Regions from separate parts of the Homo sapiens genome. Here regions 1, 2 and 4 are each linked to region 3. The links are chromatin contacts, found by Hi-C or POLR2A ChIA-PET in ENCODE. All regions are on one chromosome and are shown on one strand. The core of a region is the stretch at or near the end of the contact, and the rest is flanking DNA. Distances in the headings are between cores, read along the strand shown. Region 1 holds the start of USP21 (ubiquitin specific peptidase 21). Region 2 holds the start of TOMM40L (translocase of outer mitochondrial membrane 40 like). Region 3 holds the start of NCSTN (nicastrin). Region 4 holds the start of ARHGAP30 (Rho GTPase activating protein 30).

Region 1 (3,683 bases), core at 905-3,404, 820 kb before region 3:
CCAATTGCAATCAGCCTAGCTTACTTAGCTCAGAAAATGTGCAACCACGTTTGCTAAGATGTTCTGTGCCTGCCTCTCTTTAGCTCCAGAGATTAATTAGGCCTAGGCAGAGTCCCAGTAGAGAAGGTGCAAGCAAGGGAAAGGAAGGGCCTGGGGACCCAAAGAAGAATTCTAAATAGTTGGGGTAATCCCCTGGGGACCGAAATGGCACACCATGCTGAAGAGTCACCAACAACCCAAAAAAGGGTCTAGGAGGCTCAAGGGTATTTAAGCAAGGGAGAGGCATGTCCAAACTGCTGTAATGAAGGGCTGAGAAAGGAACTTCAGGGAAATGGGGGACAGAAAAGGCAGAGGATGGCAGGAAAGCACAGAGGAACATGGGCATGAAGGCCATGTGTGTGGCAAGTCCTCACCATCTTGTCATCAGAGTAGAAAGGCTCAGAGGACCGGGCGGATATCATGTGGAAGGAGCCATGGGAAGCAGGGGGCTCTGTCCGTATGCTGAACAGGGTAGGGGGTCCAGGAAAGCCCCCTAGGCGGCGGAGAGAAGTGCTACGTCTCAAAGTGGGTGGCTCAGGCCGGAGGGCCAAGCGGCTCAGTGCAGCCCCAAGCTCTCCGGTGCCACGGTGCCCTCCCAAGGCAATCCCCATTGGACGCAAGTCCCCACTGCTCACAGACTTGGAACGGGCTAAGTTGGTCCGAGATGGGAGAGGCAAAGCCACTGTTGGGGGTGGTGAGCCAGGCAGGGGAACCCCATGATCTGCTCGAAGGGGGCCTCTGGGACGAGGGCCTGAGGTCCGTCCCCGTCCCAGCTCCAGTTTCTTGAGCCGTTCATCAGGCAGACCTGGCCGGGGAGGCAGAGGTCGTAACATGGGGTTTGGCCCAGAGGCTGGGTTTCTGCGCTCCTTGCTGCGGGCCCTGGGGGCAAATGGTAGCTTGGATCCCACTCGGGGCTGGATATTAACAGGTGGCTCTCGGGTACGGCCCAGGCGGTGCTCAGAGGCCTGGGGCATTGTGGACACCACAGGCTGGACCTGGGAGGAGAAGAGAGTGTCAGCATTTGAATATGGGGGGAAATGGGAACCCAGGCTGCTGTACTGAACCCTGCCACACTAATTTTCCCTTATTGCTTTGCCCCATTCCATACCCACAATCTTGCTGTCCTCTCATTTCCACATTAGGTGGTTGGCTCAGTCATCACCACTACCACATCAACGAAAGTGGGGAGCAGTATACGCACTGAGGGCAGGAACCAGATCTATCGAATCAGCCATCGTATCCCCAGTACCTGGCATCGTGTTTGGTACAAAGTAAATACTTAGTATCTATTGGGTAAACAAATGAATGAAAGATAAGCAGCCCATGGCTTTGACCCTTTCTATACTCCCGACCCCTCCCTGCAGAACACATCTTTACTGAAAAGCCAGTGATAACTCCTATCTCGGCTCTAACGTAACATGGGACCCCATACCCGGCTAGTAAAGTAGGATGTGCCTCGGGTCACTTAAGACCCTAGCCAAATGGTAGTGTAGATGCAAGAATAACAGCCCAAAAGACAGCCCTCCATCCTCGAATCCCTGCCTCTCTGGGCTGCAAATGAAGCAGACTATATGGGTGACTTACGATCCATTCCCTCCCCCACCTCCGACCTCCGACATGGTGTCGAGGTTCAGAAAGCAGTAGTCGGGGATGGAGGACGAACAACTCCTTGACCCTTAATCTCTGCACTTCTCCCACCACAGCAGGGCTTTAGCCGGGTCCGCCCCCCTCGAGGGCAGAAAGGCCGAGACCGCTGATTGGCTACGGAATCCGGCGGCGTATTCCCCGCGGTCCAGGGATGCTGTCCCTCCAGCCCAGTTCTCCCAGGCCCCGCCGGGCCCCACGCGCCTTTGTGGAGAGTGTCCTCTCGGGTCTGGAGCAGTCTTCCCTCTGCGCCCCCCCACACCCCGCCATGCCATAACGCCCCGGCCCGTACCTGTCCCCCAGTGAGGCGGCGGGAGAGGCCAGCCAGGGCCAGGCCCCAGTTCAGGGCCACCCCCTACTACCCCCGTGCAGCCCCCCCGTGGGCCCGGCTGCAGCTTTAGCCGCAGCCGTTGCCCAGATCGCTCCCGCCGCAGGGGCCGCCGCCATCTTTGTTGGTCCCGCCCGGCCACCGGCCACCGGCTTCACCGTCTCTCAAAGCGCCTGCGCATCCACACCCGAACTCCTCCCACCGGTCCCTTGGCGCTTGCGTGAGCCCGCCCCCACGGCTCCGCGATCGACACCATGGAAACGCAGCCAAGTTTAGGGTCGCTGGTTCTCAACGCTGCCCAGAGAGGTCTTTAATCCATGACTCCAAAGCAAGTCCCTGAGGTATAGGGTGCCGTCGCCCCATCCTATAGCCCATAGGGATGGAGATCTGACAGTCGTAGTATGGCCGCGAGGCTTACAGCACAGATCCTTCCCAAACAGCAGGGGCGCAAGTATGGCAAACTGCAGGCCTGGGTCCAGCCCGCAGACCAGTGGAGAAGCATCTAGCACTTCACAGAGGGCTGGGAAGATCCCTGGAGGGCGGGAAGTGCTGGTCCGGCAAAACCACTTCTTGCAGGCTAACACGGTAGGGCAAAGCATGGCTCACCACTAAAGGACAAAGGTAGATCTGAGCAGCAGGGGGAACAGTCAACATTTCATTCCCACTCCTGACCAGAGCATCCCCTATTTCCGACTCTTTCCCAACCCAACCCGGCGTAGCTGTTCATGTGCCTCAGGTTTCAGCCCACTTGCCCTCTGTTAACAGCTCCCAATGAGAACCACAGGCTACCAGAGGAAGCAGCTTTTATTGATGGGTTATCTCCAGAAACCAGAAAGACTATATGTACTCACTTTCAGTTACCCCCGTGCCTCCAGAATCGCATGTTGCTCCACCTGGGGGCGGATATAAATTACCTCTAGATTGTCCAAAGCCCAGTCTTTCCCTTCCCTGTGCAGCCTTAGAAACTAAGTAGCAGTACTGTTTGGTGTGTGTTTGTTTCTTCCCCAGCAATGCCTACTGCAGCTACTTAGTAACAACTAGAGGTGGAGGGTGTCCGGGGAAGCAGTTAGATGAGTTAAGTGTGATGCACAGGAAAATAGTATCGTAGCCTATCAAAGGTCCCTCTGCCCTGCCTCAGTGGCTTGATTCTTCATTGGTTGCATTTCTCTTTGTGTTGGATGACGCCCTTCTGAATCAGATCAGGGATTTCCACTGCCAGCCATGGACCCAGCTGCAATACAAGGAAAATCCTGTGAGATTACTACCAGTCAATGCTTCTTGTTCCATTAGAAGCTCCTTCCTGGAGACAGATTCTGGGGGAACATGCTTAAGGGACATCACTGTTATTCCTTTTATTCTTAGCTGCTTTTCTTGTACTGCTCAGGGCCTAAGTCCCTCTTTCTCCTTTTATGCCAAATACACAAAACTTACCCCCAGAGCCATGAGATGAGCTAGTCCAAATTTGGGCACATTCCTGGCCCACAAAGGTTTGAAATGATCCGTCAGGCATATTTTGCCACCCCTATGAGAGGGACATGAAGAAGGTGTTGACATGCAAAGTTTACCATAAAGCACAGCAGCCTCTTGGGGGCATAGGAAGACTACTAGTGATCAGAATTGAGAACAAGTTCAGCTAAGTACTTTGCTTAGGCTCAGCAAAGGAGGGCCTGGC
Region 2 (6,287 bases), core at 2,360-4,859, 880 kb before region 3:
TAACTGCCTCTTCATGCGGTCATGGGGATAGTGGGGGTGACCATAGGAACAAAGTTGTTCTCTGGAAGCACAGAAGATGGGAAGGAGGAAACCTCAGGGCTAAGAGGTAAAGAAGCTCCTTCTGGGAATGGGTGGGCCCCACTTCCTGAGACCAAACATCTAGCCCTTCAGCCCTACTTTCCCAGCCTTGGGAGGCTCTGGGATGGAAAACAGGATGGTCAGCTAATCCCATGCAGGATTAACCAAAGGGAAAGGAAGAAGGAAGCCTGAGGGCAAGGGGTGCCGGGGGAATTCAGCCATACCCCTTAATCCTTCTCCCTTAGTCCACAGCCACAAGAGCATGGGGAAGGTGATACTGGGGCTGGTAGCAGAGGGGGGATCCTCAAACCTCTGCCTCATCAACTGCCCCTGTGGCAGCTCCAGTTCTGAGGAGGGCATGGTCCTGTCCACCACTCTGCTCCTGGGTCCTAGAGATCACCCAGCAAGGTGGGCTCTGAAGAGGGGCCTAGTCTTTGGCCCTAGGGCACCTGACTCAGAGGTTCCAGCTGCTGTGGGGGCTGGCTCTGGACAACCTCAGCCCACAGTGATGCTGAAGCCACAATGGAATCTGTTGCGCCAGTGATTGAGGAAGGCTCCAAGGGCTAGGGTGACAGGCAGAGGGGGCATCTTCTTCTCCAGCACAGCACCTACACACCAGTTACTATCCACCAAGCCTGTTGGGGGAGAGAATACCCACTAGATTATTTAACAGGGATTGGAGGAAATAGTCACCAGAAGTAAGGTCGAGCTTCCCTCCCTCCTCTGCATCCCCCATTCCTCAGGATAGCCAAATGTCTCCCAATAACCCTCACCTCTAAATACCATGTTGGCCTGGGGCAGAGTCAGGTGGTAACCAAAGGAGAATGTTGTGTCTTGTAGCCTTGTGTTTGCCTCAAACTCCACTCCAACCTGAACCTGAGAACCATGGGCAAGGATGAGAGAGAGATCAGTATCAGTGAAGACCAGAAGGGTCCTGATGGGGAATCAGCAGAATGGAGGCATGCATGTAAATATATACACAGCGTGGTAGGAAGAAAAATAGGTCAGCAGGGCGATAGAGGTCCAGATGAACAGAAGTTCATGACTGACTTGCTGACAAGGAGGGAATGAGATCAGAGGTCTCACCTGTTCATTTGCCCTGTGGTAGTAACTTGCATGGGCCCCGCCTGATCCCACATTCAATGTAGCTACCCAGTGTACAGCTGTAAAATCCAAAGTACAGAGGGGAAGGAGTGTTAACTGTAGTATGACACAGGCCAGGAACCCCAGAAAAGTCCAGAATTGCCCCCCACCACCACCACTACTTCACTTCGCCCCATACCCGAGTACTTCCCAGCCAGTGTCAAGATGGCCCCCTCTTCGCCTGGCCGCCGGTGATAAACTAGCTCTCCTCCCAGCACCAGCCGATGAGTGAGGCTCTGCAGGAAGTGAGCAACCATGATCACTGTGGGGGAATGGGGAGACATGGAGTCAGTCATAGAGACAATATCCAGACCTGCTCCCTCACTCCCAATAACCGCCACCCCAGCCTGCCCAAGAAGTTCCTTTTCTAAACTCCAAACTGTACAGAAGATGAAGAGGCATAGTAACATTAGCAAATGGGCCGCCAAGATAAAAAGAACCCTGTCCCAGTTCCTCACCCGACTCCCCAATCAGGTCAGGATTTCCTAGGGTCAGAGTGGCTGTGTAGTCATCTCCCCGATACTCGCCATCAAACTGCCATGTCAGGAACTTGGCCTGCTGCGTCTGGGTGGCAAGAGCAAGAAGTAAAATCTCCCTCCCTCTTTATGATCATTATAGACTCTGCTCCTCCTTCCAAGCCCTCAGAGCAGGAAACCCGTGGAGGAGAAAGAGGAAGTGCCTCAGGGGATGGAGGCAGGAACTGTGGTCACCTGGAAGACAGCCTTAGCTCGGAGCCGCTCTGCCAAGAGGAGCAAGACCTGGGCGTTCAGGCTGCCACTGCTGTCCATATCCCCTACCACAGTGGGGAACACCTGTGGAAGGGTGTACACAGTAGTAAGGCTGAGCCGGATGGCACCACTCAGCCTAAACCCAAATATAGAACTTCATTAAGAGTGCACAGCGCCCCCTGGTGGAGTCACAAAGACACACTCTGGGCTCTTCACAGAAAATGTTTCTCTACCCTCTCTCATTCAGAAAAGACACAGAGAATCAGGTTACGGCCCATTCCTCCCCATAACACACACAATTCCTCTTCCTCCAGACCTGGGTCCCAGATTGGTTTTTAGGGAGATGACCCAGGTGTGTGGAGCCCTCACCTCAGTGGGACTGAGCTGCCAATCCCCTGCATAGGCCGCATGGAGGTGATATCCCGGCAAGCCCAGGGCACTCATGTGTATAGTGTGCGCCACCTGAGGAAAAGAGGATTCAGTGGAGAAAAGCGCATTCCTGCTCCACTTCAATCCCTCATCCCACCCTTAGTCTTTTCCCCATCCAGAGGGCCTCTCAAGAATCCTAAATATTCCAACATATACAGAGAAGGTCATCGGATTAAAAGCAACAAGTCCCACAGGCACGGAGGTAAAGAGAACCCCACATCCTCCCTCATTTGTCCCACATAGACTGGCTAGGGCTGGAGTACAAAGGAAAGGAGAAGATGATCCAGGGACAGGAAAGGGGGAATAGTAAGGAGGGGCCAGAGAAGTGGGAGCACCTGGAAATGGCTGCTCAGAACCTTGTTGACAACGAGCTTCACTCCCTCCATCTGTGCTGGGAATACATCTGAAGGGGGTAGGGGAAGGGAAGGAATAAGCACAGACAAAGAACCCCTACCCCAAAAGATAGTCTCCCCTTTCAATCCCATAGGGAACACTTTGGAGGAATTAACCTCCTTTCAAGTCCTGCAATGAAATGCTCCACTTCATTTGGGCACCTGATCCTCCCTGAGGCTGCATGACCCAGCTATGATCTCCCCTTTCCTGCTCCCATCGCCGGACATCCGGCATTCAAGACCCTCCACTCCTCTGCCCCTTCATCCTGAGACACCCAAGTGCCAAGTTCTCACCTTTGCATAGACGGTGCAGCTCATCGAAGCTCCCAGGGTTGGGCAGGGGTTCCTCTCGGCGGGGGCTCCGGCGGGGCAAAGTCCCCATTGGTGCCAGGCCCAATGTGTTCCCCATTTTAGTCCAGAGGACTGGGAAGAGCCGAGGTTAGCCTGTGAAAGGACGCTATTGCCCCTTTACCCCCCAACGGGCCCCACCCCCCATTATCCGGCTCCCCAGCCTCAGAAACTTCCACATGGTCCGACGCTACACCTGGAACAGGAAGAGTAGGGAAGGAGAGCACTCATGGAGAGACAACCCTAGGCACACTCCCGCCCCATCTTTGATCTCTCACCCCCACTTGTCACCCTTGTCCTCTCTCCCTTTCTCTGATCCTAGCCCCCACCACAGACTTCACCTAGCTCCCTAGCCTCTCTATTCTTCATTCCCAGGCCCCAAGACCAGGCCCGCAATGGTGCAGTATCCCTTACCATCTCAGACCATCATGCTGCCCCTTTCCCCCCGGCACACCCCGGTCATCTTGATGGGGGCAGCCATCTTGAGTGATGGCAGAACTGCAGCTTCACGCTGCATTCTTAGCGTGGCCGTAAGCGCCATCTTTGAATCTGGCAAAGAAAGCTGTCAAAGACCCAACCCAACCCTGATTGGGCCCCGCCCAATCAATGAAAAAAAAAAAAAAAAAAAAAAGCCTCGCTATTTACCATGGGCCAATGGGAAGGGAGGAAGAAAATGAGTGGCAGGTCTGACGGCCCAAGAGCTTCAACCCTGGAGCTGCAGAGGCGGGCAGGACTTGATTGGTGGCCCCTTAGACTTAAGTGGAAGGCTTTAGATCACTAGGCCTCTCCAAGGTCGGAAAAAAACTTGTGAGCGTACAAGACACTAGAGGGAGCATCTTGTAGCTTGGGCCACTGAAGCTCCTTCCACCCATGTAGTTTCATCCATGAGAAAAGTGGAACTACAGCTTGTAGACTGGCATAGTGTGAAGGGTGGCAGAAAGAACGATTATGAAGACTTCTTTGGAACCCTGGTTCATTTCTATCGCTCCCTTCTCTCCAAAGAACCCATGGGAAATCCTCCTCACAGCCCTCCACAGCACACCTCCAAATGAGTACTACTCATTAAGCGCAGCACTCCCTAGAACAGGGACCCACCCTTCTCTTCTGGAGGTCTACATCTCTCGAAGTCCCCGCTCTTGACCACTTGGTGGAATGGAAACGGGTGTGAGAGTTTGGCGCAGAGGAGTAAGTTCTAGCAGAACTATTCGCTGAAACAGCTGCTTTCTGTATTTAACCCTTCCTTCCCTGAGTCCCAAGGCAGAGTTGGCAAATAAAATCTAGGAATATGGAGCCTGGCCCCCAAAGGCACTCCATCCCAGGACCAGGGACAAGCCAAAGGGCTGACCTCAAGCACTAAGCGCTCCACAGGGGAATAATTGAAAATGGAGTAAGAGTTCTTGGTCTTGGAGGGTGAAGGGTGGGAGGAGGGAGAAGATCAGGAAAAATAACTAATGGATATTAGGCTTAATACCTGGGTGATGAAATAATCTGTACAACAAATCCCCATGACACAAGTTTACGTGTGTAACAAACTTGCATATATAGGCCAGGGGCGGTGGCTGATGCCTGTAATCCTAGCACTTTGGGAGGCCGAGGCGGGCAGATCACCTGAGGTCGGGAGTTCAAGACCAGCCTGACCAACATGGGGAAACCCCGTCTCTACTAAAAGTACAAAATTACCCGGGCGTGGTGGCGCATGTCTGTAATCCCAGCTACTTGGGATGCTGAGGCAGGAGAATCCTTGAACCCGGGAGGTGGAGGTTGCAGTGAGCCGAGATCATGCCATTACGCTCCAGCCTGAGCAACAAGAGCAAAACTCCGTCTCAGGAAAACAAACAAAAAAACCTGCACATATACTTCTGAATTTAAAACAAAAGTTAAAAAACAAAGATTTCTTGGTCTCTGGTCACTACCTCCCTCATCAGCTTTGCGCCTCCACTGTCACCCTCAGGAATGTTCCACATACTCAGCGAGTATGCTTGGGGGGCAAAAGGGTGAAAGATACAAAAGCTTCTGATATCTATTTAACTGATTTCACCCAAATGCTTTGAACCTGGGAATGTACCTCTCCCCCTCCCCCACCCCCAACAGGAGTGAGACAAGGGCCAGGGCTATTGCCCCTGCTGACTCAATATTGGCTAATCACTGCCTAGAACTGATAAGGTGATCAAATGACCAGGTGCCTTCAACCTTTACCCTGGTAGAAGCCTCTTATTCACCTCTTTTCCTGCCAGAGCCCTCCATTGGGAGGGGACGGGCGGAAGCTGTTTTCTGAATTTGTTTTACTGGGGGTAGGGTATGTTCAGTGATCAGCATCCAGGTCATTCTGGGCTCTCCTGTTTTCTCCCCGTCTCATTACACATTAACTCAAAAACGGACAAGATCATTTACACTTGCCCTCTTACCCGACCCTCATTCCCCTAACCCCCATAGCCCTCAACCCTGTCCCTGATTTCAATTCCTTTCTCCTTTCTTCTGCTCCCCAATATCTCTCTGCCAAGTTGCAGTAAAGTGGGATAAGGTTGAGAGATGAGATCTACCCATAATGGAATAAAGACACCATGAGCTTTCCATGGTATGATGGGTTGATGGTATTCCATGGGTTGATATGTCAGAGCTTTCCAGAGAAATAACTTGGAATCCTGCTTCCTGTTGCACTCAAGTCCAAGGACCTCAGATCTCAAAAGAATGAACCTCAAATATACCTGAAGTGTACCCCCTTAGCCTCCACTAAGAGCTGTACCCCCTGCCTCTCACCCCATCACCATGAGTCTTCCATGTGCTTGTCCTCTCCTCCCCCATTTCTCCAACTTGTTTATCCTCACATAATCCCTGCCCCACTGGGCCCATCCATAGTCCCTGTCACCTGACAGGGGGTGGGTAAACAGACAGGTATATAGCCCCTTCCTCTCCAGCCAGGGCAGGCACAGACACCAAGGACAGAGACGCTGGCTAGGTAAGATAAGGAGGCAAGATGTGTGAGCAGCATCCAAAGAGGCCTGGGCTTCAGTTGTGGAGAGGGAGAGAGCCAGGTTGGAATGGGCAGCAGGTAGGGAGATCCCTGGGGAGGAGCTGAAGCCCATTTGGCTTCAGTGTCCCCCAAACCCCCACCACCCTCTTCCTAGGCCGCCCTCCCCACTGTTACCAACATGAAGCTGCTCGCAGCAAC
Region 3 (6,836 bases), core at 2,349-4,848:
CCAGCAGTCTGATCTCAGCCCACCCTGGACCTAGCTCTCTTCTACCTACAAACCAGTTCAGAAACTAAGTCCAGAGGGCTGGGCATGGTGGCTCATGCCTGTAATCCCAGCACTTTGGGAGGCCAAGGCGGGCAGATCACGAGGTCAGGGGTTCGAGACCAGCCTGGCCAACATGGTGAAGCCCCGCCTCTACTAAAGATACAAAAAATTAGCTGGGCACGGTGGCACGCGCCTGTAATCCCAGCTATTCAAGAAGCTGAGACAGGAGAATTGCTTTAACCTGGGAGGAGGAAGTTGCAGTGAGCTGAGATTGTGCCATTGCACTCCAGCCTGGGCGAGAGGGCGAGACTGCATCTCAAAAAAAAAAAAAAGAAACTAAGTACAACAAAAACTTTATTTGGGGCTGTTTGGAACCAGTCAACCTACTCCCAGTGCTTTGTATAGCAGGGACATGGGACAATTAACAGATACTATAGCTCAGGGAAAGATGGCTAAAAAAGTAGTAACTGCTTCCACGAACAAGTCCTTCACTTCTCAGTGTCCCAGTTTTCTCTTATCAAATGGGAAGAAGGCTTCAGGAAATTATACAGCACTTTTGAGACCACCCTATTTACCTAGCGTCATCAATAAACAACTATTAAGAGGTATTTGACTTTCAGCTTTATGCAAGTACTCCAACCATTATTCCAGGGGTAAACTGAAATTCAGAGGTGATCAATTTGATGATGAAGAAGCCAGTATCAGACCCCAAGTTTCCTGCTTATCTGCAAAACTACATTCTGACAGAGCTATTGTCCATGGGAAACAAAATCTGAAGACAGCAGGTTAGCCTTTAGATTACTACTTTTCCTGCCCTATGATTTTGATAGTTTTTAAAGCCACAGTGTCATGGAACCTTCTTTTGGAACACACAAAGTGTGAAAATAAACGGCCTGTCAGTTGAATTTAAGGAAAAAAAGTTTTAAAAAAGGATAAATAGAATGCTTCACTAATTCCTCTTGCAATTATTCAGCATTTTCTTTTTTTTTTTTTTTTTTTTTTTCAGACAGTGTCTCACTCTGTCACCTATACTGGAGTATGGTGGCACAATCTCAGCTCACTGCAACCTCCGCCTCCTGGGCTCAAGGGATTCTTCTGCTTCCGCCTCCCGAGAAGCTAGGACTACAGGCATGCCATAGCAGCCAGCCGGCTAATTTTTGTATTTTTAGTAGAGATGGGGGGGTTTCACCATGCTGGCAGATTGGTCTCAAACTCCTGACCTCAAGTGATCCACCCGCCTTGACCTCCTGAAGTGCTGGGATTACAGGCATGTGCCACTGCGCCCAGCCTATTTGGCATTTTCAGTGCCTTCTCTTCAGATAGTTCATTGCCTTTAGCCCATTTTGGTTCCAAAAAGTTCAGAGTGCAAGTGATAACTGGACACCATAGAATATGAGACTTTTTTCTCCTTAAAAAACAGTATAATAGGGTGGTTAAGAGTGCTGGCTCGGCTGGGTGCGGTGGCTCACGCCTGTAATCCCAGCATTTTGGGAGGCCAAGGTGGGTGGATCACTTGAGGTCAAGAGTTCGAGACCAGCCTGGCCAACATGGTGAAACACCATCTCTACTAAAAATACAAAAATTAGCTGGGCATGGTGGCAGGTGCATGTAATCCCAGCTACTCAAGAGGCTGAGGCAGGAGAATCACTTGAACCTAGAAGGCAGAGGTCACCGTGAGCCGAGATCGTGCCATTGCACTCCAGCCTGGGGGACAAGAGTGAAACTCCGTGTCAAAAAAAAAAGGTCTCTCAGCTTAGTGCTCGGGCCACCAGATCCTGGCATCATCACTTATTACCAGTATGATCTTGGGAAAGTTACTCAACTTCTTTAAGTTTTAGTTTCATCATTTATAAAGTGACAATAACAGTAAGACCTATTTTGTGGGGTTGTGGTTGGGGTTGTATGAGATGCACATGTAAAAAGCTTGGTATGCAGCATTTACTAAATGTTAGTTCTTATTAATTATCTTGCCTAGCTTGACAGACGGTTATCTGTAACTGCCTACATACAGTCCAATATAAGTGTCAAATCTCCTAAGCAGGACATGGATGTTACTTAGTATCTAGGGCACAGACAAATATCAATGTCCACAAACATGAATCCATCTCAACTCACACTGGCAGCCAATCTGATGAGTGGCGTTGAGCAGGCGAACACAGGGAGCTGTTTTATTTAAGGGGATATATATCTTCCTCTCCACTGAGTTTCCCCTGCACAAACCTGATCGGAAGATAAAAAGTGTTAGAAAAATTTGAGAGACACAGGTACTAGCTTCTATCGTGTCATTAACCTGAAGTATGGCTTGGGTAAATCATTTAATATCATACTTTCTAAAATGAGATTAAAGTCCATTCTTCTGATTTCTTGGGCACACACTTATCGTAACAGATACATGTTCTACATGGCACCCAGCTATGTGCCTCAAAGGGTTATTACAAAGTCCATGTAGCGCCATTGACAGTGACACTAAAAGAGAGAAAACTTGGTCAAAGGAAAGGTGTTTGACCTTAGATTTGCCAGATTCTGGTTGCACAGGTGATCACACTTCTGCTTGTATATCCTGTATGTATATTACTAATTGGTTAATACACAGGTGCTGGGCTAAGAAAACTTTCTGAGGCATTTTTCCAAGAGTGTGAACAGAATTGAGAGAAACCTTATGACATACACGGGTCAGTTAATTTAACATCAGCAGGTCATTTGTGTGCCCACAGTGTGGGGCAGCTGTAGTTTCTCCTTTGAGGATCCTTAAAAACAATGTGAATTGGGGGAAGGCACAGTCATAGTTATATACAGGCATTTGCATTTTAGGGCTTGACCAACTAAAAAGCCATGTATCAGTAAATGAACGCGTATCAGCAAACACTTAAGTACATTATAAATGCCAAAAGTTCCTTGAATTGTTACTTCAGGGTCTTCACAGTTAAGAGTACCCATATCCTACCTTATTCTTGCTTTACTGATTAAAAAAAAAAAAAAAAAAAAAACCTGAGGCAAGGCAGGGGGACACAGACTTAGGATGTAATCAACAGAGGAAGAAATAAGAAATCCACCTTTTAAGCGCCGCACAGCACCCACAGAACAAGATTGCTTTCGTCTCAAAAAGTCTAAACGCGAGGAAGAAAGCTAACTTTCACACCTGTTCCTTTCGACTGTGGGGTGGGTGGCTGGGGTTGTGGGAAAAACGAGACATCTGGACAAAGTGGGAGAGGGTCAGGCTCGAAGTCCAGGAAGAGGCCTAGAGAAGGGAGTGAAGCGACACGACGTGCTGCGGGGGAGAAGGGACCTTCAGGTCCAGGCAAAGGGGGAACTTCTGTCGTGGGAACGAAAAAGAAAGAGGATTTACAGGGTGGGGGGACAGAGGGGCAGCAGGAACCAGAAGGGAGACAGTGGCGGTCGCGGCGGGGCCGATCCGAGAGTTCCCCTTAGAGAACGGAGCTCACGGGCGGGGAGGCCTCACCTGCTAGTAGGACGCAGAAAGACAGAAGGCGAAGGAGACCCCGACTTCCCGGGTCAGCCCCAGAGCCACCCCCTGCCGTAGCCATCTTGCCTCTCTGCTGAGCGGAAGCCCCCGTTCGGCTCCTGTCTGTTAGCGGCCTCTCTAGGCTACCACTGACACCGTCTCTGTGGCCCGGAGCCTAAGAGACCGGAAGTTCGTGTTTCCAGGCGCTTCCGGAAACCGCGGGAGAGGGTCGCTGACGTGGAGGCGTCCGAAGGGCAGCAGGGTGTGTCGGGGCTCGGATTAAGACATCGGAGTCGGAGACCTGAGAGATGTTAACCAAATTCGAGACCAAGAGCGCGCGGGTCAAAGGTAGTGGAGAATAAAAGGGGGAACATGGAGGTTGGATGTCAGGAGCGGCGCTGACACCGGGGAAGAGAAAATGGGTAGAGGTGTTGGTCGAAATGGGCCCACCAGACGGACCCGGAGGAAGACGGAGGGTGGGAGAGAGGTTGGGCCTGGCTAGCGGTTCTCCAGTCCCCTCTTCTTTGGTGTGTCCTTGGGCTTCGATTTACCTATAAAGTGGCTCCCACACTGCAGGGGATTCCTTAGACCCCCTCCCTATTCTTTCTTCCCCCTTTCTCTCTTGGCTGTGCTCCCGATTTGTGTTGTTCTGCTCCAAAGGCCCTGTGATCTGTTGGCTTTTTGATGACTGTGTTATATGGAGTGGCCCTGGGAACTGAGTCTCGATCTCTGTTACTCGCACCCGAGTCAGTAGCCTTTTTGGAGACGAGTAGTGGCAACCTCACTTAAGGAGGCCTTGGCTGCAGCATCTCAACATCAGTGCCTCCATTCGGCTTTATTTACTACCCGGAAATAGTACTTGAGGCTTATAACCCCAATAAAGTCTCAACTTGATAGAGTTGCCAGATAAAATGCAGGATACCCAGTTAAATTTGAATTTCAGGTAAACAATGAATAGTTTTTTAGTCTGTCGTTGCTTACCAGAAGTTCAAATTTATCTGGAAATCTCGTATTTTTATTTGCTAAGTACGGCAGCTCTAGAGCTCGAGTGTGGGTCGTTGGGGGTGGAGGGCAAATACTGAGATCGCAGTATTAGCCTCAGAACGTTAGAATGTGAAAGTCAGAGAAGTAAGGTCTCCGAAGACCTGGAAAAAATAGTATCTAGAATATTTAGTGAGATGCAGCGTAACAAAGTGGTTAGGAACTTGGTCTTTGAAGTCAGATGGGCTTGCCTTGGAATCCTGAGACATCCACTAACAAGCTGTGACTTGGATGACTTACTTAATGTCTCTAAGTCTGTATTTCCTCATCTGTAAAATCGTCTTTTATAGAGAGTATTAAAATGAGAAAGTATATGGAGTGTATTTATTACAGCGCCTGGTGTAGACTCAGTAGCTCAAAAACTGGAGGTTGTTATCAATGTGTGAATATATTCTGAGCAGTTTCTAAGTCTCTTGGGAAACTTGACCTTGAAAGATGGGTACCATTAAGAATTTCTGAGACCTGTATAGGTGAAATGTGAAATGGGTCTTCATAATCTTTCAGTTTTCTTTTCTGCTCCTAATTTCTTGCTGGGCAGTACAGAAGGAAAAACAAAGATGTCATAATATTTGAGGGCAAACATCCATTGTTGAGTGTACTTATATATCATAATTAAAAAAAAGAACCTAATGGAAAAATAGACAATTTAGAAGAAAAATTGTAAATGTTCAATAAATAATTAAAATAGTTCCACCTCACTAGTAATGAAAGAAATGCAAGAAAAAAAAAGTTAAGTTACTTTTTTGGGGGGAGGGTCTTAGATTTATAAAACAAAACAACAAATAGCTGATAGCAGCCTGTGTGCAAAATGGGCACCTCCATAAACTTCATGAGACTGTATATTGATACAGTGTTTTTACATTTAAACTATATGTACTAAAATGTTAAGTGCACATATTCTATTCCTGAGCAATCTCACAGGTCTTTAGCCTAGGGCAGTAATAATGCAAATAGGCTAGATTATGTGTAGAAGTATCTTCAGTAGGCTCTTCTGATAGCCAAAAATTGGCGGACAAAATGCCTGTTAGAATAATATAAGTGTAGTACATTTGTCCCTTGTAGTTAAAAAGAATGAGGTTATGTTTATATGTACTTCCATGAGATCCATATTATATAGTTAAGTGAGGAAGAAGTTTGCAGAACAACATCATAACGTGATCCCCACTTTCATAAAATACTAAAGCCTATGTCTATGTGTAACTGCATTAAAAATCTGAAAGGATACACTTCAAACTGTTAGTAGTTGTTACCTCTGGGGACTTCCATTTCCAGTCATGATAGAATAACAAGAGCCAGATTTACCTTCCCACCTTAACTATACAACTGAACAAAATGTATGAAACAAAGGTTCATACATTGCTCACAGATGTTGGGCAACAGGCAGTGCAGGAAAATAATTCTCCAGAGAAGGCAAATAAACAAGGTGAGTCCTGTGATTGTCGTAGATTACTGCCTAGAGAGTTTTTAGGCTTCAGTGAAGAGGGGAATCCCTTGGTCTTTCTGAGGAGACATAAATTTAGAGTGTGGGGAAGCAAAGATGGCTAGATTTTGTTGGGCAAAATACCGGAGAAGAGGGGGCTGCAGAGAGAGAGCACTAGAGATCTGCAGGATGTCTTCTCAGGTCTTTGTTTGAGTACTGATCTGCATGTGAGAAAACTATTCAAAACCTGAAAAAGGACCACTGGAAAGGAGAAGGCAGAGCAATCCCCAGAGTTCACACTAGTGAACTGGGACTAGTTTGTGTTCCTACTTGCCAGAAAGGAAAGACTTCCTAATATTACAGGGCTTCAAATAGAGACCTCAGATGGCTATTGCTTTAATAGTGGTTCCAGATTAAGCCTAGAATGAAGGCTGCTGTAGCCCCTCTGTAATAAAACCTAAAAGCAAGCCTTGAAAGGATCAACTGATTCCAAGTAACTTAATTGTATCCTAGAGCAAAGCCCAAGAATATGTAAAGGAATATGACAAAAATCTAGTACCAAACATAAAATTCACGATGTCTGGCATCCAGTAAAAAATCATCAAGCATGTCGAATGAATGAACCTAGGATTAACCTTGATGTTTCTTTTTCTTATCAGAATTGACAGAAGGTGACATCATGGGGCTTAGTTAGCTCATTGTATCATTTTCTATTTTTTTCAGGGCTCAGCTTTCACCCCAAAAGACCTTGGATCCTGACTAGTTTACATAATGGGGTCATCCAGTTATGGGACTATCGGATGTGCACTCTCATTGACAAGTTTGATGAACATGATGGTGAGATATTTCTAGGAGGAAGTTAAAGGAGTATAA
Region 4 (6,849 bases), core at 260-2,759, 730 kb before region 3:
AGAGCAGTGATTATAGACCGAGAGAGTAGGAGTTGAGGTGAGGTGAAGGAGGTGCTGGGGGTGAGAATGTCGCCTTTCCCCCTGGGTTTTGGATCACTAATTCAAGGCTCTTCTGGATGTTTCTCTGGGTTGGGGCTGGAGTTCAATGAGGTTTATTTTTAGCTGGCCCACCCAGATACACTCAGCCAGAATACCTAGATTTAGTACCCAAACTCTTCTTAGTCTGAAATCTGCTGGATTTCTGGCCTAAGGGAGAGGCTCCCATCCTTCGTTCCCCAGCCAGCCTAGGACTTCGAATGTGGAGCCTGAAGATCTAAGATCCTAACATGTACATTTTATGTAAATATGTGCATATTTGTACATAAAATGATATTCTGTTTTTAAATAAACAGACAAAACTTGTTCTGTCTGGCTCCTGTCTTGCCCCTTGAACTGTGTAAGCTCTGAGTCACATACTCTCTGTCTCGGTACCATCCTTCCTGTAGTCCCAAGTAGGGGAAGACTTAGGATGCCTGTAGCTGGGAGGGAAGGGAAAGAATTGGCCTCCACAAGGCCTTTGGCCATCTCTGAGAGTCCCCTGGTAGGAAAGTGAAGCTAAGAACCCTTTCGAGGATGGCCAGTACCTTAGTTTGCAAAGTGTTTTAAATTCCTTTTTTTTTTTTTTTTGAGATGAAGTCTCACTTTGTCACCCAGGCTGGAGTGCAGTGGCACTATCTCAGCTCACTGCAACCTCCGACTCCCAGGTTCAAGCGATTCTCTCACCTCAGCCTCCCGTATAGCTGGGATTACAGGCACCCGTCACCATGCTCAGTTAGTTTTTGTATTTTTAGTAGAGACAGGGTTTCACCATGTTGGCCAAGCTGGTCTCGAACTCCTGACCTCAGGTGATTCACCCGCCTCAGCCTCCCAAAGTGCTGGGATTACAGGCGTGAGCCACTGCGCCCAGCCTGAATTCCTTATTGTACTGGAGACTCAACAACAGCTATGTGAAATAGGCAGCAGTGTACCCTTTTTTACAGGTAAAGAAACTGAAACTCAAGTTAAATGAGTTTTACAGACTCTTAGAGGTGGGAGGATTTAAAGGTCCTCTAGTCTGCTCCCTTCATTTTCCTAGGTTTGGAAACTGAGGCTCAGTGAAGTAATGCGATTTGACTGAGGTGCTAGATCCATCAGAGGCAGAACCCAGGCATCCTCCCTTGTGAGTGTGCTTTTTACAGCCCTGTGTCAACTTGCTCCCAGGCAAGCCCCAGGTCTCTACCTTGGACCCAAGAATTCTGGTCTCTAAGGGAGTTGGTCACCTGCTCACACCACAGACGCCATCACCCCACCCCAGGGCTCTGACATCACCTCCCCTGACCAATGAATGAAGTCCAAGCAAAGGGTGAGGATGTGAATGTCAGCTACCTCCCCCACCCTAGGCCCTGTGGTTGCAAAGATGCTCTAACAGGAAGTGGGTTAAGGAGCTGCACTGCTTCCTGCCCCCTAAAGCTGAGCGGGGCGAGGAGGGCGAGTGCCAGGCTGGGCCACGAGACACAGGACACAATTTCTTGCCAGGGTCCTGGTAGCTTCCTCTTCAACAGCCACTTCCGTGTGGCCGGGGCCCCAGGGGCAGGAGCTGCTGCCCGTTGCCCAGGCCACCCTCCACCCCCAATTGGGAGCCCTGCCCCCCTGGGGCCGGGCCAAGCCCAGCAGCTGGCTGGGATCCCATGGGGGACTGGTAGGGCACAGGTCTTGGGGGATAGAGGTGACCGGGCCAGTGCCCTGGGGCTCTGGCCATGAAGTCTCGGCAGAAAGGAAAGAAGAAGGGCAGCGCAAAGGAGCGGGTTTTTGGGTGCGACTTGCAGGAGCACCTGCAGCACTCAGGCCAGGAGGGTAAGGAGGCCGGCTCAGCTTCTGCAGGGTGGGTGGGGAGGCACTGGGCATCTGCAGCCCGATCCAGCCTGAAGGGCAGAAGCAGTTTCCGGTGCTCCTGGGGAAGGGGCAGTGGCCTGGGGTCACCATTCAAGAGAACTGTAAGTGGGCAAGACAGGAAATGTGGCTCAGTGAAGAAGGCAGGGCGGCTCCCTTGTGTAACTTTCTGGGGATGGGGTGGCTGAGGGGATGAGAATGTGAGTACCCAGGTAGCAGTGAGGGGGAGGATGGAGAGACTGGAAACCGAGGAGGAGTGGATGAAACAGCGGGCAGGTGACTGGGAACAGGAGAGGGAGGGTGAGGCGACAGGGTCAGGAGAGGAGTGGCTGAAGGGGAAATGATTATCCTTAGGTCTGAATGAAAGGAGACAGGGAAATGGCCCCAGAAGGGTCTCAAGATGGCCCTTGAGGCGGGTGGTTTCCTGGCTGGAGAACACCCAAGGACAAGGTCATGGGCTCTGTTCCCACTGCAGCCTTGCTGGGCCGCAGGGGATGATGTCGGGCTGGAAACAACCTCTGCCCCTAGTCTTTGTGATTCTCTTGTTGTCCCTGTGCAAAAGAGAAACAGGTTCAAAGTGGGGGGCAAGGGGAGAAGCTGCTGAAATGGGGAAGAATGAAAGAGAGGGTGTGAGGCCTGGCTTGAAGCTGGAGGTGGAGGGTGCAAAGGAGGGTGGGTGTGGAGCTGTCTGTGGAGCTCACCCAGCTCCCTCCCTGGGTTACCTTAGAGTGGGCTTTGAAGCCAGAAGGACCAGGGACAATATCAGGTTCACAACGGGGCCTGGCATGGAGCAGCCACTCAAAATCATTTCTTGATTCAATTTGAAATTGAACCCAGGCACCCTGGCTGCCCAGCCCAGCTTGTTTTTGGCACTTCAAGCTCCTCCTAGAGAAAGGCATAATTCTTTCCCCACTCCACCCCATTCCACCCCACCCCAATCTGTCATTTCCTCTTTGTCCCCTCCTCTGCTCTGGGCTGTGGTGCTTGCAGCGGAGGGAGGGTGATGGTGGTTCCCAGATCATTTCCTGCTCTTAGCCCCGCCCCTGCGTCCCCAGACACCTCCTTCCCCTTTTCTCCTCCAGTGAGAGGACCCCTATCCCCATTGCCCTTGGTTAAGGGAAAGCCCAGACCCCAAGGAAGAGTGTTAAACAGCTGAAGCGAGCTTATTTGAGCCTTCCTCTTCTCACTGGGCAGAGTGGAGGTGGCACAGCCATCAGTGCAGGGCTTACTCCTTTCTAAGGGACTCCTCTCAAGAGCTATGATTCTTAGCCAAGGATTATGAGATTTAATTGGGGATGATGTGCTCCTCCCAGCTCAATGCAAACCCTCAGTTCAGCCTTTCCTGGTACTGCCCTTTTTTGTGGTCCACCAACCAATTTTATCTTGAAACACTGAACCCACAGCCAGCCCAGACCCTGCTCCTATAACCCTCCCGGCCTCTTCCTGGATTCCTAGCAGGGAAGGGGCACACTCTCTAGAGGGGACAGACAGATCTGATTGCTGAATCCTGATCCTAGGTGAATCCGAGAGCAGGAGACCAGAACCTCACAGAACCCAAGGGTGGGTTGATCTTGGGCACCAGAGTAGCAGTGGTGGCTCCTTCCCTATCCCTCAGGTCTTCCTGGTACAGAGAGGTGGAAAGTGGAAGGAAGGACAGAGAGAGGCTGGTGATGGTTCCTCTCTTTAATCCAACATCCACAAAAAAATGAGAGCAGAGAGATCTTTGTTTTCGCTTAATTTATCCTCCCTGATCACGTTGGTCTCCCCCATCCCCACAGCCTTGCTCCATCTCAGCCCTCTCTCCAGCTCTTTGCCCCCACATGGGTCTCTTCCTTCCTTAAGCCCTGTATATACTGAATTCTTTCTTTTCCTAATCTTTGATAGATTGTTCAGGTTTCTTTCTTTCTTTCTTTCTTTCTTTTTTGAGATGGAGTCTTGCTCTGTCCCAGGCTGGAGTGTAGTGGGGTGATCTCGGCTCACTGCAACCTCTGCCTCCCAGGTTCAAGCAGTTCTCCTGCCTCAGCCTCCAGAGTAGCTGGGATTACAGGCAGGCACCACCACACCCAGCTAATTTTTGTATTTTTAGTAGAGACAGGGTTTCACCATGTTGGCCAGGCTGGTCTCGAACACTGACCTCATGATCCACCCGCCTCGGCCTCCCAAAGTGCTGGGATTACAGGCGTGAGCCACCGCACCTGGCCGATTGTTCAGGTTTCTAATTCTCAGGTCCCTAAGCTTTTGGCCTTCCTCCCTGACCCTACTCTTATTTCCTCGATGTCTCCATCCCTTTGACTTCATCGCTCCAATCCTGTCTGTAGGTTTTATCTCTGATCTCATCTCTCTGATCTCTATCTCCCTAACTCCCCCATCTCTGTGACCCTGTTGTCTCTTCCCCCATCTCCTTGACCCAGTTCTTCTATGGCTGTGACTCCTTAGGCTTTTGAGTGTCCCCTTTAAAGGACTCTGGAGGTTCAAAATCAGCAGAGAAGGATAGGATAGAGAAGACCTGGTTTGTATGCTGCTCATGTGACAAAAACCTGGTGGTTTAGGTGACAGCAGACTATTTATGAGTCAAAAGAGTTGGCTTAGCATTAGGCACCCGAGAGTACAGCAGCAGCTCAGACAAGGAGGGGCCTGCCCTATCTCTGCATTCAATGCTGGGAACCTGAGGTCAGTGGGATCCTAGAAAATGGGAGTAGGTACTGAAACGATGGATGGTGAACTGTAGGACTGAGACTAAGACGAGGCAAGAGACATGACTAGGGTGCAAAATTTAAGGAAGCACTCACTTTCAGTGTCGTACAATTGCCCTAGGTGCCTTTTTTTTTTTTTTTTTTTTTTTTTTTTGAGATGCAGTCTTGCTCTGTCACCCAGGCTGGAGTGCAGCACAACCATCTTGGCTTACTGCAACCTCGACCTCCAGGGTTCAAGCAATTCTCCCTGCCTCAGCCTCTCGAGTAGCTGGGACTACAGGCACCACCACGCCTGGCTAATTTTTGTACTTTTTAGTGGAGACGGGGTTTTGCCATGTTGGCCAGGCTAGTCTTGAACTCCTGAGCTCAGGTGATCCACTCGCCTCGGCCTCCCAAAGTGCTGGGATTACAGGTGTGAGCCACCACACCAGGCCCCTAGATGCCTCATTCTCAAGGAGGTACTCAAGACCGTGCATGGGCATGGTTGGCATCTCCATGGCCCTGAGAATAAGTGCTTCCTTAAATTTTGCACACTAGATGCTTCCCTAATCCCACCCAACTCCTGGCTGTGGTGTGCAGGAGGATGAAGGGTCTGAAAGCCAGGTCGTATGAGGAGAGTTGAAAGATTTTGGTTGGCTGAGCATGGTGGCTCACGCCTGTAATCCCAGCACTTTGGGAGGCCAAGGCGGGTGGATCACTTGAGGTCAGGAGTTTGAGGCCAGCCTGGCCAACATGGTGAGATTCCGTCTCTACTAAAAATACAAAAATTAGCTGGACATGGTGGTGTGCGCCTGTAGTCCCAGCTACTCGGGAGGCTGAGGCTTCAGTGAGCCAAGACTGCACCACTGCACTCCAGCCTGGGCAACAAAGTGAGACTCTGTCTCAAATAAATAAATAAATAAATAAATAAATAAATAAATAAATAAATAAGGGGCCGGGTGCAGTGGCTCACGCCTGTAATCCCAACACTTTGGGAAGCCAAGGTGGGTGGATCACCTGAGGTCGGGAGTTTGAGACCAGCCTGACCAACATGGAGAAACTCTGTCTCTACTAGAAATATAAAAATTAGCCGGGCAGAGTGGTGGGTGCCTGTAATCCTAGCTACTTGGGAGGCTGAGGCAGGAGAATCTCTTGAATCTGGGAGGCGGAGGTTGCAGTGAACTGAGATCGCGCCATTGCACTCTCCAGCCTGGGCAACAAGAGTGAAACTCCGTCTCAGAAAAAAAAAGAAAAGAAAAAAGAAAAAAGAAAAAGAAAAAAGAAAAAGGAAAGATTGGGATTGATGAATTTATTGATTATTTTCTTCATTCCATATTTCTGTCATACTTTATTCAACAAAGAGCTTGGAATGACTTTCAAAACCTAAAACTTTACAAAAAATTAGAATAAATGATTGAAGGAATTGGGTTGAAGGAAAAACAAGAGGAAGAGAAAGATCAGCACCCAGAAATGCATATTACATTGTTCTGTATGGTTCTTAGAGGTGGGCTCTGAGCTTCCTAGTGGTTAAAGAGGTAAACATAGGCCAGGCCCAGTGGCTCACGCCTGTAATCCCAGCACTTTAGGAGGCCGAGGCAGGCAGATCACTTGTGGTCAGGAGTTCGAGGCCAGCCTGGCCAACATGGTGAGACCCCATCCCTACTAAATAACATAAAAATTAGCAGGGCATGGTGGCGTGCACCTGTAGTCCTGGCTACTCAGGAGGCTGAGGCACCAGAACTGCTTGAATGCACCCCAACTCAAAATAAATAAATAAATAAACATAATCAAGTGCAAGACTCATGGGCCCATAAGGAAAAAAAGTTAGATGGTTTAGGAGAACCACAGCTTTTTCCCCCTTCCCTTCCCTTCTTCCCTTCCCTTCCCTTCCTTTCCTTTTCTCTTCCTTCCCTCCCTCCCTTCCTTCCTCTCTCTTTTCTCTCCTTCCTCTCCTTCCTCTCCTTCCTTTCCTTTCTTTCTTTCTTTCTCTTTCTTTCTTTCTTTCTTTCTTTCTTTCTTTCTTTCTTTCTTTCTTTCTTTTTCTTTCTTTCTTTCTTTCTCTTTCTTTCTTGTCTTACTCTGTTGCCGAGGCTGGTGTGCAATGGTGCCATCATCACTCACTGCAGCCTCAAACTCCTGGGCTCAAGCAATCTCCTGCTTTAGCCTCCTGAGTAGCTGGGACTACAGGTGTGAGCCACCATGCCCTGCTAATTTTTTGTTTTTTGTAGAGATGAGGTCTTGCTATGCTACCCAGGCTGTTCTTGAACTC

The links. A loop is a pair of places that touch in the nucleus more often than their neighbours do. ChIA-PET counts read pairs that join two places held with the same protein, here RNA polymerase II (POLR2A). Pooled maps may share reads with other maps.
Region 1: a map of B cell shows a loop between it and region 3 (4-fold over the local background). The contact joins the promoter of USP21 here to the promoter of NCSTN in region 3. A Hi-C loop is called at or near these places in 5 of 168 maps with a recorded cell type or tissue (B cell, CD4-positive, alpha-beta T cell, CD8-positive, alpha-beta T cell and 2 more) and 8 of 50 pooled maps. POLR2A ChIA-PET finds 5 or more read pairs at or near these places in 1 of 52 experiments (H1).
Region 2: a pooled map shows a loop between it and region 3 (7-fold over the local background). The contact joins the promoter of TOMM40L here to the promoter of NCSTN in region 3. A Hi-C loop is called at or near these places in 7 of 50 pooled maps.
Region 4: a map of CD4-positive, alpha-beta memory T cell shows a loop between it and region 3 (6-fold over the local background). The contact joins the promoter of ARHGAP30 here to the promoter of NCSTN in region 3. A Hi-C loop is called at or near these places in 1 of 168 maps with a recorded cell type or tissue (CD4-positive, alpha-beta memory T cell), 2 of 37 single-sample maps with no recorded cell type and 6 of 50 pooled maps.

The regions. Positions count from the first base shown.
Region 1 is chr1:161,157,971-161,161,653 of GRCh38, reverse strand. It overlaps USP21 (ubiquitin specific peptidase 21), which reads right to left and starts at 2,154. Exons shown (of 14, transcript NM_001014443.3): 1 at 1,976-2,154; 2 at 1,148-1,288; 3 at 414-1,034. The coding sequence starts at 1,013. It overlaps UFC1 (ubiquitin-fold modifier conjugating enzyme 1), which reads right to left. Exons shown (of 6, transcript NM_016406.4): 5 at 3,443-3,533; 6 at 2,798-3,242. The coding sequence ends at 3,162. RefSeq lists a silencer at 1,926-2,075.
Region 2 is chr1:161,223,382-161,229,668 of GRCh38, reverse strand. It overlaps TOMM40L (translocase of outer mitochondrial membrane 40 like), which reads right to left and starts at 3,609. Exons shown (of 10, transcript NM_032174.6): 1 at 3,533-3,609; 2 at 3,065-3,314; 3 at 2,714-2,781; 4 at 2,319-2,411; 5 at 1,932-2,033; 6 at 1,680-1,785; 7 at 1,361-1,483; 8 at 1,165-1,241; 9 at 852-954; 10 at 1-713. The coding sequence starts at 3,179. The coding sequence ends at 574. It overlaps MIR5187 (microRNA 5187), which reads right to left and starts at 2,483; the gene lies at 2,408-2,483. APOA2 (apolipoprotein A2) reads left to right here and starts at 6,041. Exons shown (of 4, transcript NM_001643.2): 1 at 6,041-6,074; 2 at 6,244-6,287. The coding sequence starts at 6,268. RefSeq lists enhancers at 1,870-2,049, 3,564-3,633, 4,094-4,203.
Region 3 is chr1:160,340,145-160,346,980 of GRCh38, reverse strand. It overlaps NCSTN (nicastrin), which reads right to left and starts at 3,598. Exons shown (of 17, transcript NM_015331.3): 1 at 3,500-3,598; 2 at 2,155-2,259. The coding sequence starts at 3,584. COPA (coat protein complex I subunit alpha) reads left to right here and starts at 3,731. Exons shown (of 33, transcript NM_004371.4): 1 at 3,731-3,850; 2 at 6,687-6,800. The coding sequence starts at 3,811. RefSeq lists enhancers at 114-163, 3,529-3,578, 2,851-3,798.
Region 4 is chr1:161,064,551-161,071,399 of GRCh38, reverse strand. ARHGAP30 (Rho GTPase activating protein 30) reads left to right here and starts at 1,509. Exons shown (of 12, transcript NM_001025598.2): 1 at 1,509-1,872. The coding sequence starts at 1,776. It overlaps NECTIN4 (nectin cell adhesion molecule 4), which reads left to right. Exons shown (of 9, transcript NM_030916.3): 9 at 1-402. RefSeq lists a silencer at 1,624-1,773 and an enhancer at 1,670-2,216.